Regions from separate parts of the Homo sapiens genome. Here region 2 is linked to region 1. A link is an interaction called in ENCODE POLR2A ChIA-PET data of the cell type or tissue named here. Cell type or tissue: OCI-LY7. All regions are shown on one strand. Each heading gives the region's core, and the rest is flanking DNA. Links, peaks and the distances in the headings are about the cores only.

Region 1 (6,359 bases), core at 347-5,346:
CTGAGTAGCTGGGACTACAGGTATGCATCACCACACTCAGCTGATTATTTTTTTGGTAGTCTTGCTATGTTGCCCAGGCTGTTCTCAAACTCCTGGCCTCAAGTGAGCCTCCTGTCTCAGCCTCTCAAAGTGTTGGGATTACAGGCGTGAGCCACAACATCTGGCCAACTTTTTCTTTTAAATATACCAATGCTTTGTCCTGGCTAACACTTTCTATTAATATAATGTCTCCCAAATCCTTGATAACCAGAAATTATTTTATTTATATATTCTTTTGAAACAGGGTCTCACTTTGTGGCCCAGGCTGGAGTGCAGTGGTATGATCACTGCTCACTGTAGCCTTGGCCTTCTGGGCTCAAGGTATCTTCCTACCTCAGACTCCCAAGTAGCTGGGACTATTGGTACGTGGCACCACACTTGGCTAATTTAAAAAAGAATTTTTTTTAGAGATAGGGTCTTGCTATGTTGCCCAGGTGGGTCTCGAACTCCTGGACTCATGTGATCCTCCCAGCTTGGCCTCCCAAAGTGCTGAGATTACAGGCATGAGCCACTGTGACTGGCTCAGAAAAGATTTTAAAAAGCTGAAACTTGAAAAGATGTGGAGAGGCAAGGAGCTATAACTTTACAATATGGCACAAAAAGAAGAAAGCAAAGAGAGGGGAAAAAAATGACATCAACATGAAGAAAGCTATTTACCTAAGTTGGGCTGAGCACTATTTTTGTAGATTTTAGAATAAGTATAGTGGTAACCTAATTGATTTGTTATCATCTTTGACTCTTAAGCAAGAAGGGCTTCTATTCCTTTCCTCTTTTCTTTGTTCTTTACACATTTTCATCAGATGAAGGAAAAATGCAAATGGATTTTCCTGGCTGCATGGCTATGGGTAGAAGGCAGCATATTCTTTTAATTCAGCCTAAATATCCAGATTAGTACTCCTGATGGTAATAAGATTTTAAATTTTATATTAACAGAACACTTATGTGTCAGGCACTAGGTTAGGCATTTTACATGGATTATCTCATCTAACCATCACAAAAATGATTAAATAGGTACTGTTACTAACCCCAATTCTTGGATGTAGAAATGGAGGTTTGGAAAGGTTAAAATAGGCTTTCTCAATATCATCACTGTTCACATTTTGGGCCAGCTAATCCTCTGTTGTGAGGGCTGTCCTGTGTATTGTGGGATTTTTAGCTGCCTCCACAAACTAAATGCCAGCAGCAACTCCCACCCCAGTTGTGACAACCAAACATATCTCTTGTCAAAGACATTGTCAAATGTCTTTTAGGTGGGACAAAATCAGCTGTTGGTGAATTACTGACTCAAGTAATCTTGGCCAAGATCATGCAGAGAGTAAGCAGAAGAGCTAAGCTTTGAAACCGTGGTCTGAATCAACAAGCCAAGCTTTTAACTTGATACACTATGCTGCCACATGCCCCTTTCCTAGGATGATTACAGAGTAAAAAGAACAAACACAAAGGTCTATCCTTTCACTGGCATTAAATGGGGGAATGTCTCAGTTATAACTGTTTAGTATTATTATTATTATTATTTTCTTTTTTGAGACTGTCTCACTCTGTCGCCCAGGCTGGAGTGCAATGGCGTGATTTCGTTTCACTGCAACCTCTGCCTCCTGGGCTCAGGCAATTCTCCTGCCTCAGCCTCCCGAGTAGCTGGGATTATAGGTGTCTGCCACCATGCCCAGCTAATATTTTTATTTTTAGTAGAGATGGGGTTTCACCCTGTTGGCCAGGCTGGTCTCAAACTCCCGACTTCAGGTGATCTGCCTGCCTCAGCCTCCCAAAGTGCTGAGATTACAGGTGTGAGCCACTGTGCCTGGCCAACTGTTTAGTATTATGATTATGGGAAAGAGATCTCAAAGGAGATTTTAGGACATAAACATGAAAACACACCATTTATATTACATTATATAACAATATACTATTCTGGTTAGCAAAAGATTATTTTTACTTTATATAATTTTTCTATGCCATTATATTTCAGAGGATTAATATAAGTAGCTGTTGAAACTTCTAAATTAAATTTTGTGGCCTTGAAATTTCACCAAGATCAAAGGTAAAGCCTTCAGCCTGGCATGACTTTGAAATCTATTTGCTACTAGGTTTGTTTGTTTGTTTTTTGGTAACTAGTTGCTACCCAGAGAGGAAGTACATAGTTAGTGGCTTCAGGTAGTGGTTTATCCAAAAACTTCACTGGGCCTTTAAAGTCACCCTGCACATTTCTGGTGACTTTCCTATCCACTTCTTCCAATTCTTAATGTCAAAATCTTTAACTCTTACCCACCTGACTTGTTTTCTAAAATCTATCCTGTTCTTGCCACACTCAGATCCCCACCCTCCCTTGCCCCATCACCCACCCCAGTCCACTTCAATAATGACTGGTAGTTTTGCAATGCTTTTCCTACCTGCCTCCTCAGATTAATGATGATTTTCTGCAGCAAAGACTATTAGCTGACAACCCTAATATCCATTCTTCCTTTGTGACAGAACTCTAGGCAATGTGACTACTGAAAAATGTCACTTCCTAGCTTCTCTTACAAATAGGTATACACAGGTGGAAGTCACTGGGTGAAGCTCCTAGGAACCTTTACTGCCTAGAATGCAGACATATTGGCTAGAGGTCTAGCAGCTATCTTGAGAGCATGGAAAAAGACTAAGACTAAAAGAGACAAATACCAGCATCTGCCTACTTTCAGACTTTTCATTATGTGAGAAAAATCAATCTTAAGTGTTAAGCATCATCAGGTCTTTGTTGTTAGGAGATAAAAACAATCTCACTTGACAGACCTCGGAAGTGCATCCTGTGACATACTGCCCCATACACCTCCAGAAACAAAAACCTTATTCCTGTGGCTACTGGAAGTGGTAATGGCAGACAGCCCTCAGCTCTTAACTCCCTTGGGAAGGTTCCCTGGTTAACAAGAGCTCCCTCAGGTAAGGTCATGTGCTCTTCCAGGGCCAGCCTACACTGACTCAGTGACGAAGAGTATCAATGTGCAGTCCCTTCACCCCAAGTTAGAACAGCTCTGATGAGCCACTACAGATCCAGAGCACTCCATGGTGTCAACTGAAGCCTTTATTGCGACTACAATGCAGCCCAATGTCTCCCTCTGCCCCATCCTGATCCCTTCCCTTCAACAAATGCTGATACCAATGGCACTTCCTAATATCTTATAAAATAATAATCTTCCCATGAGGCTATGTGACCCTAAGGAAGGACAAGGTCTCTGCTAACAAGTGCAAAGCAGCTTTTCTCATCTGAAGGCTTGCTAACTTCCAGAGTAAATCTTCAATGAGCTCTCCCACACTAAGAAAAAGAGATGTGGAAATGAGCAAAAAACTCTACTCACAATAAATAAATCACAATTTCCATTATTTTGAAGTATAAACAACAGAAGGCAAAACTGGTCAAGTGTTGTCAGAAACAATAAATTGGAGGATTATATTAAACAGCTTTTAAAGTCTTTTCAGCCCTGAGGTTCTTAGTTTTTATGGCAGCATTTTCCAAAGTGAATCCCACAAAACATCAGAGTAGAGAAAGGATTTATGATCAAAGGGCTCTACGTTCAAGTAATCTTGGGGACTACTATTTTACCTGCTTCTAGAAGATTTAAATGCTTTTTAGCAGATCCAGATGTACTTTGGTAACAAAACTTACTAAATTTCTTTAAATAGCTAACAAAATTACTTAGCTAGAGAGCTTGTTTACCTAATACCTGTTAACATGAAAAGAAATGCATTTTGAGAAACATTGCTCAGAAGTATACGACGTAGTTAACATTCTTACCATTTTGAAACATTATGGCCCATACTGACAAGAGCAAAACATGCCCCTTAATCATTAACATCATTAATCAGGGTGGGGCTTAAGTCTATGCAGGTGGGTCTCCTTAAAATAGTATAGAATAGCTTTTAAATTAAGTAACCACTTCAATGCACAGCATATTAGATGCCAGTTTTCATCAATGTTCTTTATGAGCTAATTTTATTTAAAAACTTTAAAAATGCAAGCTTTTCAAGAAATACACAGTAAACTGAAACAAAGTTTTGAATATAAAATTTGAGTGCTAATGGCCAGACTGGCATTCCTACAAATCTACAAGCTATATTGTAAGTGAAAGGAAGAATATTTTAAAAAATGTGTACAACTTCTTAGATACACACTTAAATACCAATATCTTAGAACTAATAAGCAAGAACATATTCAATTCCTGCCACTAAATGTCTATAAAATATTATTTTGAAAAATCAGTAAAATACGATTATAGTCAAAGTAGGCATTTAGAAGCATCATTTCATGATCCGAATGCTATAAATATTACGTTTTCACTCTAAAATATAGGATTAGTGTTTGCTGTAAAATGAAACTTGAATGCTTAAAACACAAACTTCCCTTACTAAATTGTCAACAGAAGAAATGAAACAATTTTAAAAAGCTGTAAGAATTACTAATGCTTCAAAAGTTCAAAGGGAGAGAATATTTCTAGCTGAGAATCAAGTAGACAGCATTATGTTATTATCTAGTATTCATTTATTTGTTAAATAACGTATGACCACCTTGTATATAAGGTTCAATTCTAAGCACTAGTGTGTCAACAGTATAAAAAGTAGACAAAAGGCCGGGCGTGATGGCTCACACTTGTAATCCCAGCACTTTGGGAGGCCGAGGCAGGTGGATCACCTGAGGTCAGGAGTTTGAGACCAGCCTGACCAACATGAAGAAACCCCATCTCTACTAAAAATACAAAATTAGCCAGGCGTGGTGGCACATGCCTGTAATCCCAGCTACTTGGGAGGCTGAGGCAGGAGAATCGCTTGAACCTGGGGGGTGGAGGTTGCAGTGAGCCCAGATCGTGCCATTGCACTCCAGCCCGGGCAACAAGAGCAAAACTCCATCTCAAAAAAAAAAAAAAGTAGACAAAAATCCCTGCACTCATAGACCTTAAAGCTTAGTGGGGGAGAGATAGATAATAAACAAGGTAAACAAGGAAATATGTAAAATAAACAGTACATTAGTTGTTATGAGAGAAGTAAAGCCAGGATAGGAAATAAAGAGCATTGAGAATGGGCTACAGTGCTAGAAAGGCCAGTTAGGAGGGGCTTCACTCAGAGGGTGAGGATGGTAGCCATGCAGATATCATGCAAGCTCTGGGCAGAGGAAACAATAAGGAAGAACAAAAGTTAAAAGCCCTGAGGAAAGTACACATCTGGCCTCTGAAGAACAGTAAAGAGGCCAGTGTGGCTGAGTAGGAAAGCAACGGAGGAGTTAATAAGCTTCGGGTTGGAGAGTTGAGGTGGGGGCCAGATAAGGTTAGACCACTGTAAGGGCTTTGGTTTTTACTCTGACTTACTTGGGAGGCAAGAGGGGATTTTGAACAGAGAGGTGACCTGATCTGACTTAAATTTTAACAGAATCACACTGTTCACAATTAGAGTGCACATTCTTTCTGGGTGTGCCAAGAACGCATGGCCTTGACCACTCTTGATGGGGCTATTCCTCAGGACTGTATTAGTGGCCAACAACCCTGAGGAATAAGGTCACGTCTTTCTGCAGAAAAAGAAGAAGCTTGTTCACTGCCTATTACAAAAGTGGTAGATTCCCCAAGTTCAGGGTTTCTTAGCTATTATTAAGAAGACCCATCATATCCACCTGCTTCCTCTGTGCCACCAATGGCACTTGGCAGGCATAAGGAACTGGCACCATCACGAAATGCATGCTGTTTGCTGCAAAATGAGGTGGTAGTTGGAAGCAATGTGTGACCAACAGAGGCTTTTCTTTTTTTTTTAAGAGAATGTAACTGTACTTTTTAAATTGATTTATTATTAAATAATAATGGATTGGATACCCCAAGTGGCATATGGCTTCTCAACTGGTCTCTAAGACCAATTACTTCCATATGCAGCTTAACCCTGTGCTCAGGAAACCTCCTCTATAAGGTTTGTATCACATTGCTACATACCTATAAACCAATGCTATATATAGTCTAGGGGTCAGAAAATTATAGCCTGCAAGTCAGTTCCCTGTTTTTGTAAACAAAGAATTATTGGTACATCACTATGCCCATTTATTTATGTAAATCTATTTCCAGTCTATTTCTAGTTTATGCTACTATGGTAAAGTTTAGTAGTTGCAACAGAGACTGCAATGCCTACATGGCTAAAATATTTACCATCTGGCCCTATAAGAAGTTTTCTGTTCCCTGCTACAGATCAGCAATTTATACTCTTAAAAATTATTGGGAACTCCAAAGTGCTTTTGTTTGTGTTATACTTTTTGGTATTTACTGTATTATTGTTGAGAGATATCATGTGCCTTGGGCTGTCAGACAAGGCTCTGT
Region 2 (6,359 bases), core at 432-5,431, 84 kb before region 1:
CCATTCATAAAAGGAAATCTGTACTTCAAGGAGAGCACACTGGGAACACTTGGACCTCAAGTGTCTCACCCCAGCTCTTTCACAGGCTGGAGGTGTTCCATGTTGGGAGAGGTGAGCAGAAAAGACCTGAGTACTGCCCACACCCAGTACCTTGTTCCTAGAGCAGGGATATCACTCAGAGAGAAGAAAGCCACAGTCCCGACCTCTGCTCCCAATATCTCCCTAAATGAAATGTCTTTACGTTAAACAGAGTGGAGAAGTTCAAGGCTAAAGGCACCCTCAAATACAAAGTAGCAATTAAGACGAGGCTGGTAGCTTCATGAGAGATACAAGCTAAACCATAAGTCTACTAGTTTACCAAAGAAAACCAAAGAGACAACTAAGAAGGGTCCTCCTTGGGTCAGAACAAACCTCAAACACTGGCCTAAAAAATTATCTCTGTAAAGGAGCCCAAATTTAATTGGATCAGACTGTGGAACAAGTTAGGCTCTAGGGCATTGTTGAAAACAATAGGGCAATCAGCTGGCAATGAGTGGATCCTAACAGCCAGCTGTGATACCAGCATAAGCAGACAGCTTAACAGAGAGATGAGGCAGAGACAGAGTCCTGCTAAAGATGACAGTGCTGGCCGGGCGCAGTGGCTCACGCCTGTAATCCCAGCACTTTGGGAGGCCGAGGCGGGCGGATCACAAGGTCAGGAGATCGAGACCATCCCGGCTAAAACGGTGAAACCCCGTCTCTACTAAAAATACAAAAAATTAGCCGGGCGTAGTGGCGGGCGCCTGTAGTCCCAGCTACTTGGGAGGCTGAGGCAGGAGAATGGCGTGAACCCGGGAGGCGGAGCTTGCAGTGAGCCGAGATCCCGGCAGTGAGCCGAGATCCCGCCACTGCACTCCAGCCTGGGCGACAGAGCGAGACTCCGTCTCAAAAAAAAAAAAAAAAAAAAAAAAAAATGACAGTGCTCATGTTCAAGGATGTGCCCTCTAAAAAGTAACATCAGCAGCTGCTTATTGTAGCAAAAGGAGACCTCACTAAAACAGTCTAGCCAGACCTTTTTTAAAAATCAAAAAACAGTAACACACCCAAGGAGTGGGGACCAGTATTAAGAGTTGCTACACTATAGTTAACAACAAGCTATGACATGTAAAGAAACAGAAAAGTGTGACATAAACACAGAGGGAAAAGCAGGCAACAGAAACCACCTGTGAGACAGATTAGATGTCAGATTTAATAAATGTCAGAGTAACAATTATAAGTATGTTCAAAGGAATAAAAGGAACCATACTTAAAGAAGAAAGGTGTGATACATCTAGAATATCACTAGAGATAGATATTATTTTTAAAAAACGGAACTTCTGTCATTACAGTAACAAATTCACAAGAGATTCAAAAGTAAACCTAAACTGGCAAAAGAAAGATCAGCAAACTTGGAGATAAATCTGTAGAAATTATGTAATCCAAAGAACAAAAAGAATGATGAAAAATATAGACCAATGGAACAGAACAGAGCCCTCAGAAATAGTACCACACATCTACAACCATCTGATCTCTGACAAACCTGACAAAAACAAGAAATGGGGAAAGGAGCCCCTATTTAACAAATGGTGCTGGGAAAACTGGCTAGCCATATGTAGAAAGCTGAAACTGGATCCCTTCCTTATACCTTATACAAAACTTAATTTAAGATGGATTAAAGACTTAAATGTCAGACCTAAAACCAGAAAAACCCTAGAAGAAAACCTAGGCAATACCATTCAGGACATAGGCATGGGCAAGGACTTCATGTCTAAAACACCAAAAGCAATGGCAACAAAAGACAAAATTGACAAATGGGATCTTATTAAACTAAAGAGCTTCTGCACAGCAAAAGAAACTACCATCAGAGTGAACAGGCAACCTACAGAATGGGAGAAAATTTTTGCAATCTACCCATCTGACAAAGGGCTAATATCCAGAATCTACAGAGAACTCAAACAAATTTACAAGAAAAAAACAAACCCCATCAAAAAGTGGGTGAAGGATATGAACAGACACTTCTCAAAAGAAGACATTTATGCAGCCAAAAGACACATGAAAAAATGCTCATCATCACTGGCCATCAGACAAATGCAAATCGAAACCACAATGAGATACCATCTCACACCAGTTAGAATGGCAATCATTAAAAAGTCAGGAAACAACAGGTGCTGGAGAGGATGTGGAGAAATAGGCACACTTTTACACTGTTGGTGGGAATGTAAACTAATTCAACCATTGTGGAAGACAGTGTGGCAATTCCTCAAGGATCTAGAACTAGAAATACCATTTGACCCAGCCATCCCATTACTGGGTATATACCCAAAGGATTATAAATCATGCTGCTATAAAGACACACGCACATGTGTGTTTACTGCGGCACTATTCACAATAGCAAAGACTTGGAACCAACCCAAATGTCCATCAATGATAGACTGGATTAAGAAAATGTGGCACATATACACTATGGAATACTATGCAGCCATAAAAAAGGATGAGCTCATGTCCTTTGTAGGGACATGGATGAAGCTGGAAACCATCATTCTCAGCAAACTATTGTAAGGACAAAAAACCAAACACCACATGTTCTCACTCATAGGTGGGAATTGAACAATGAGAACACTTGGACACAGGGTGGGGAACATCACACACTGGGGCCTGTCGCGGGGTGGGAGGAGGGGGGAGGGATGCATTAGGAGATATACCTAATGTAAATGATGAGTTAATGGGTGCAGCACACCAACATGGCACATGTATACATATGTAACAAACCTGCATGTTGTGTACATGTACCCTAGAACTTAAAGTATAATAAAAAAAAAAGAAGAAAAATAAACAGATTCTCAGAAAACATGGAACACCATTAAAGACACCAACATAGGCATAATGTTAGTACCAGAAAGAGAGGGGAGAGAGAAAGGAACAGAAAAAAAAAAAAATCAAAGAAATAACAGCTGAAAGCTTCCCAAATTTGGAGGAAAATAATCCAGACATCAAAGTAGCTCAAGAAACCCCAAGTAAGCTAAACGCAAAGAGATCCCCACGCCAAGACACATGGTAGTAAAAATGTTCAAAAACAAAGAAAAAAGGAAGGCAAAGACATTTAAAATTTAAAAACAGGCTGGCACAGTGACTTGTAATCCCAGCACTTTGGAAGGCTGAAGCAGGAGGACTGCTTAAGTCCAAGAGTTTGAGACCAGACTGGACAACAAAGCAAGACCCCATCTCTAAAAAAAAAAAAAAAAATTAAAAGTAGCCCAGTGTGGTGGCGCACACCTGTAATCCCAGCTACTGGAGAGGTTGAGGTGGATCACTCAAGCCCAAGAATTCAAGGTTGCAGTGAGCTATAATCACACCACAGCACTCCAGCACAGCCAACAGAGCAAGACCTTGTCTCTAAAAAAAATTTTTTTTTAATTTAAACTGAGAAGATTCATTAGTAGCAGATACTCCATACAAAAAACACTAAATGAAGTTCTTCAGGCTGAAAACAAGTGACCAAGGCAGTAATTCAAATTCACGTGGAAAAAACAAAGAGCACTGGTAATTATGTAATTTGGCAGTATAAATGTATTATTACTTCTTCTTTCATAACTGGTTTTTAAAAACTATTGTATAGAACAATATATATAGAATTACGTCTTTGGAAATTTAACATACAGGAATGTAAAATTTTTACAAATAGAAGCACAGAGGAAATGGGTGGAAGCAAAGCTGTATTGTACTAAAGGTACTTCAGATGGTAGCTCAGAAGCAAAGGAACAAATGAAGAAAATCCAGAAAAGACAAATAAGGTAATATAACAAATGACATAAACATGTCCTTGCTCTCTTCTTCCCTCAGCTTTTTTTTTTTTTTGAGATGGAGTCTCGCTCTGTCACCAGGCTTGAGTGCAGTGGTGCGATCTCAGCTCACTGCAACCTCCGACTCCTTGGTTCAAGCAATTCTCCTGCCTCAGCCTCCTGAGTAGCTGGGATTACAGGCACATGCCACCACGCCCAGCTAATTTTTGTATTTTTAGTAGAGACGGTGTTTCACCATGTTGGCCAGGATGGTCTCAGTCTCCTGACCTCGTGATCTGCCTGCCTCGGCCTCCCAAAGTGCTGGGATTACAGGCATGAGCCACCACACCCAGCCTCAGCTTCTTTAAAAGACATAAAATTATGTAACATAATAATTGTTGGGTTTGTAATATAACTAGATGCAAGGTATAAAGCAATAATTACACACACACACACACACACACACACACACACACACACACACACGCACGCAGAGGAAAGCCAGAAATGAACTATATGAAAGAAAGGGCTTCTCTGTCTCACTGAAATAAGTTAATATACACATGAAGGAGATTCCAATGAGGTTCATATTGTAAGCCCTAAAGCAACCTCTAAGAAAAACACTCAAAAACATGTTGAAAAAATTACAAAGGATAAGTGTTACCCTAGAAAATATTTGCTTAATACAAAAGAAAGCAGGAAAAGTATAGAGGAAAAAGTAAAAGAAACATATAGGAAACAAAAGTAAATGGCAGGCTAAGTCCAACTATATATATATAACAACATTAAATGCAAATGTGAATGTACAAAATAATCCAGTCAAAAGGGAGAAAGTGCTAGGTTGGATAAAAAACAAAATTCAACTATATGCTCCTTACAAGAGATATACATTAGACTCAAAGATATAAAAGAGTTGAAAATAAAAGACATCATACAAACAGAACCACAAGAAAGCTGTAGTGGCCATACTAATATCAAAATAGACTTTAAACAAGAGATAAAGAAGGGCATTTTGTAATGATGGGGCTAACAGATCAACACGATGTAACATTTTAAGCACATATACCTCACACACAGAGCCTAAAATACATGAAGCAAAAAGTGATAAAAGGAAAAATAATTCAACAATTGCTCGGACACTGCAATACCCCACTTTCAATGAAGAATAGAACTAAACAGAAAAGCAGCAAGGAAATCAACCACTTGAAAAAACTATAAACCAACTAAACCTAACTCAGATCTATGGAGTACTTCACCTAACAACAATAGCATTCTTAAGTGTATGCGAAACATTCTCCAAGACAGACCATATACTAGGACACAAAACAAACCTCAATAAACTTTCAAAAATTGAAATTATATTAGGTTGGTGCAAAAGTAATCACGGTTTTCGCCATTGAAAGTAATGGCAAAAAAAACACAATTACTTTTGCACCAACCTAATACAATGTATGGTCTCCACCTACAATGGAATGAAATTAGAAAACAGTGACAGAAAAAAAAAAAAAAGTGGGGTAACTCCCAAATATGTGCATAATAAACACACTTCTAAGTAACCAATGGGTCAATGAAGAAATCATAAAGGAAACTAGAAAATACTTTTGAGATGAATGAAAATGAAGATACAGCATACCAAAATCTATGTGATGCAACTAAAGCAATATTCAGAGAAAAATGTACAGCTATAAATGCCTGTCTTAAAAAGGAAGAAATATCTCAAATCACTAACAACCTTTTACCTTAAGACACTGGAAAAAGAAGAGCAAAATGAAAACTAAAGCAAGCAGAAGAAAAGAAATAATAAAGATTAAGAGCAGGGGCAAATAGAGAATAGAAAAACAACTGAGAAAAATCAACAAAACTGGAGTAGGGAGTGCTTGAGGGGGACTGGCCTGGCGTGCACTCTGCACCTCGGGGACGTTATTGCGCGTGGAACGGCTGCTTTTGGAAGACTTTTGCCCAGAAGAAAAGATGTTTGGTTTTCACACGCCAAAGATGTACCGAAGTATAGAGGGCTGCTGTATTTGCAGAGCTAAGTCCTCTAGTTCTCGATTCACTGACAGTAAACGCTATGAAAAGGACTTCCACAGCTGTTCTGGATTGCATGAGACTCCTTCAGGAGACATCTGCAATGCCTGTGTCCTGCTTGTGAAAAGATGGAAGAAGTTGCCAGCAGGATCAAAAAAAAAACTGGAATCATGTGGTAGATGCAAGGGCTGGACCCAGTCTAAAGACTACATTGAAACCAAAGAAAGTGACTCTATCTGGGAACAAGATAAAGAGCAACCATATCAGTAAACTGCAGAAGGAATTTAAACATCGTAATTCTGATGCTCACAGTACCACCTCCAGTGCCTCCCAGCTCAATCTCCTTGTTACAGTAACCAGTCAGATGACGGCTCAGATACAGAGATGGCTTCTGGTTCTAACAGAACACCAGTTGTTTCCTTTTTAGATCTCACATACTAGAAAAGACAGAAGACATGTTGTGGGATCATCTATAAAGGCCGTTTTGGGGAAGTTCTCATTGACACACATCTCTTCAAGCCTTGCTGCAGCAAT

The links. ChIA-PET counts read pairs that join two places held together with the same protein. Peaks named below come from ENCODE experiments on the same cell type or tissue, not always from the same donor. Only the 100,000 strongest peaks of a DNase experiment are listed, where the experiment ranks them.
Region 2: POLR2A ChIA-PET joins it to region 1 with 6 read pairs; 3 of 35 experiments call an interaction of 5 or more read pairs at or near these places.

Annotation. Positions count from the first base shown.
Region 1 is chr18:26,172,135-26,178,493 of GRCh38, reverse strand. All of the region lies in intron 4 of PSMA8 (proteasome 20S subunit alpha 8), which reads right to left. Among named protein-coding and RNA genes, the nearest start is that of PSMA8, 41 kb to the right of the region's middle. In OCI-LY7, for the core only: no CTCF peak of the experiment used is centred there; a DNase peak (open chromatin) is centred at 3,294; H3K4me3 peaks cover 913 bases; H3K27ac peaks cover 3,142 bases.
Region 2 is chr18:26,255,767-26,262,125 of GRCh38, reverse strand. All of the region lies in intron 1 of TAF4B (TATA-box binding protein associated factor 4b), which reads right to left. It also overlaps the pseudogene SINHCAFP1. Among named protein-coding and RNA genes, the nearest start is that of TAF4B, 33 kb to the right of the region's middle. RefSeq lists an enhancer at 347-847. In OCI-LY7, for the core only: no CTCF peak of the experiment used is centred there; no DNase peak of the experiment used is centred there; H3K27ac peaks cover 178 bases.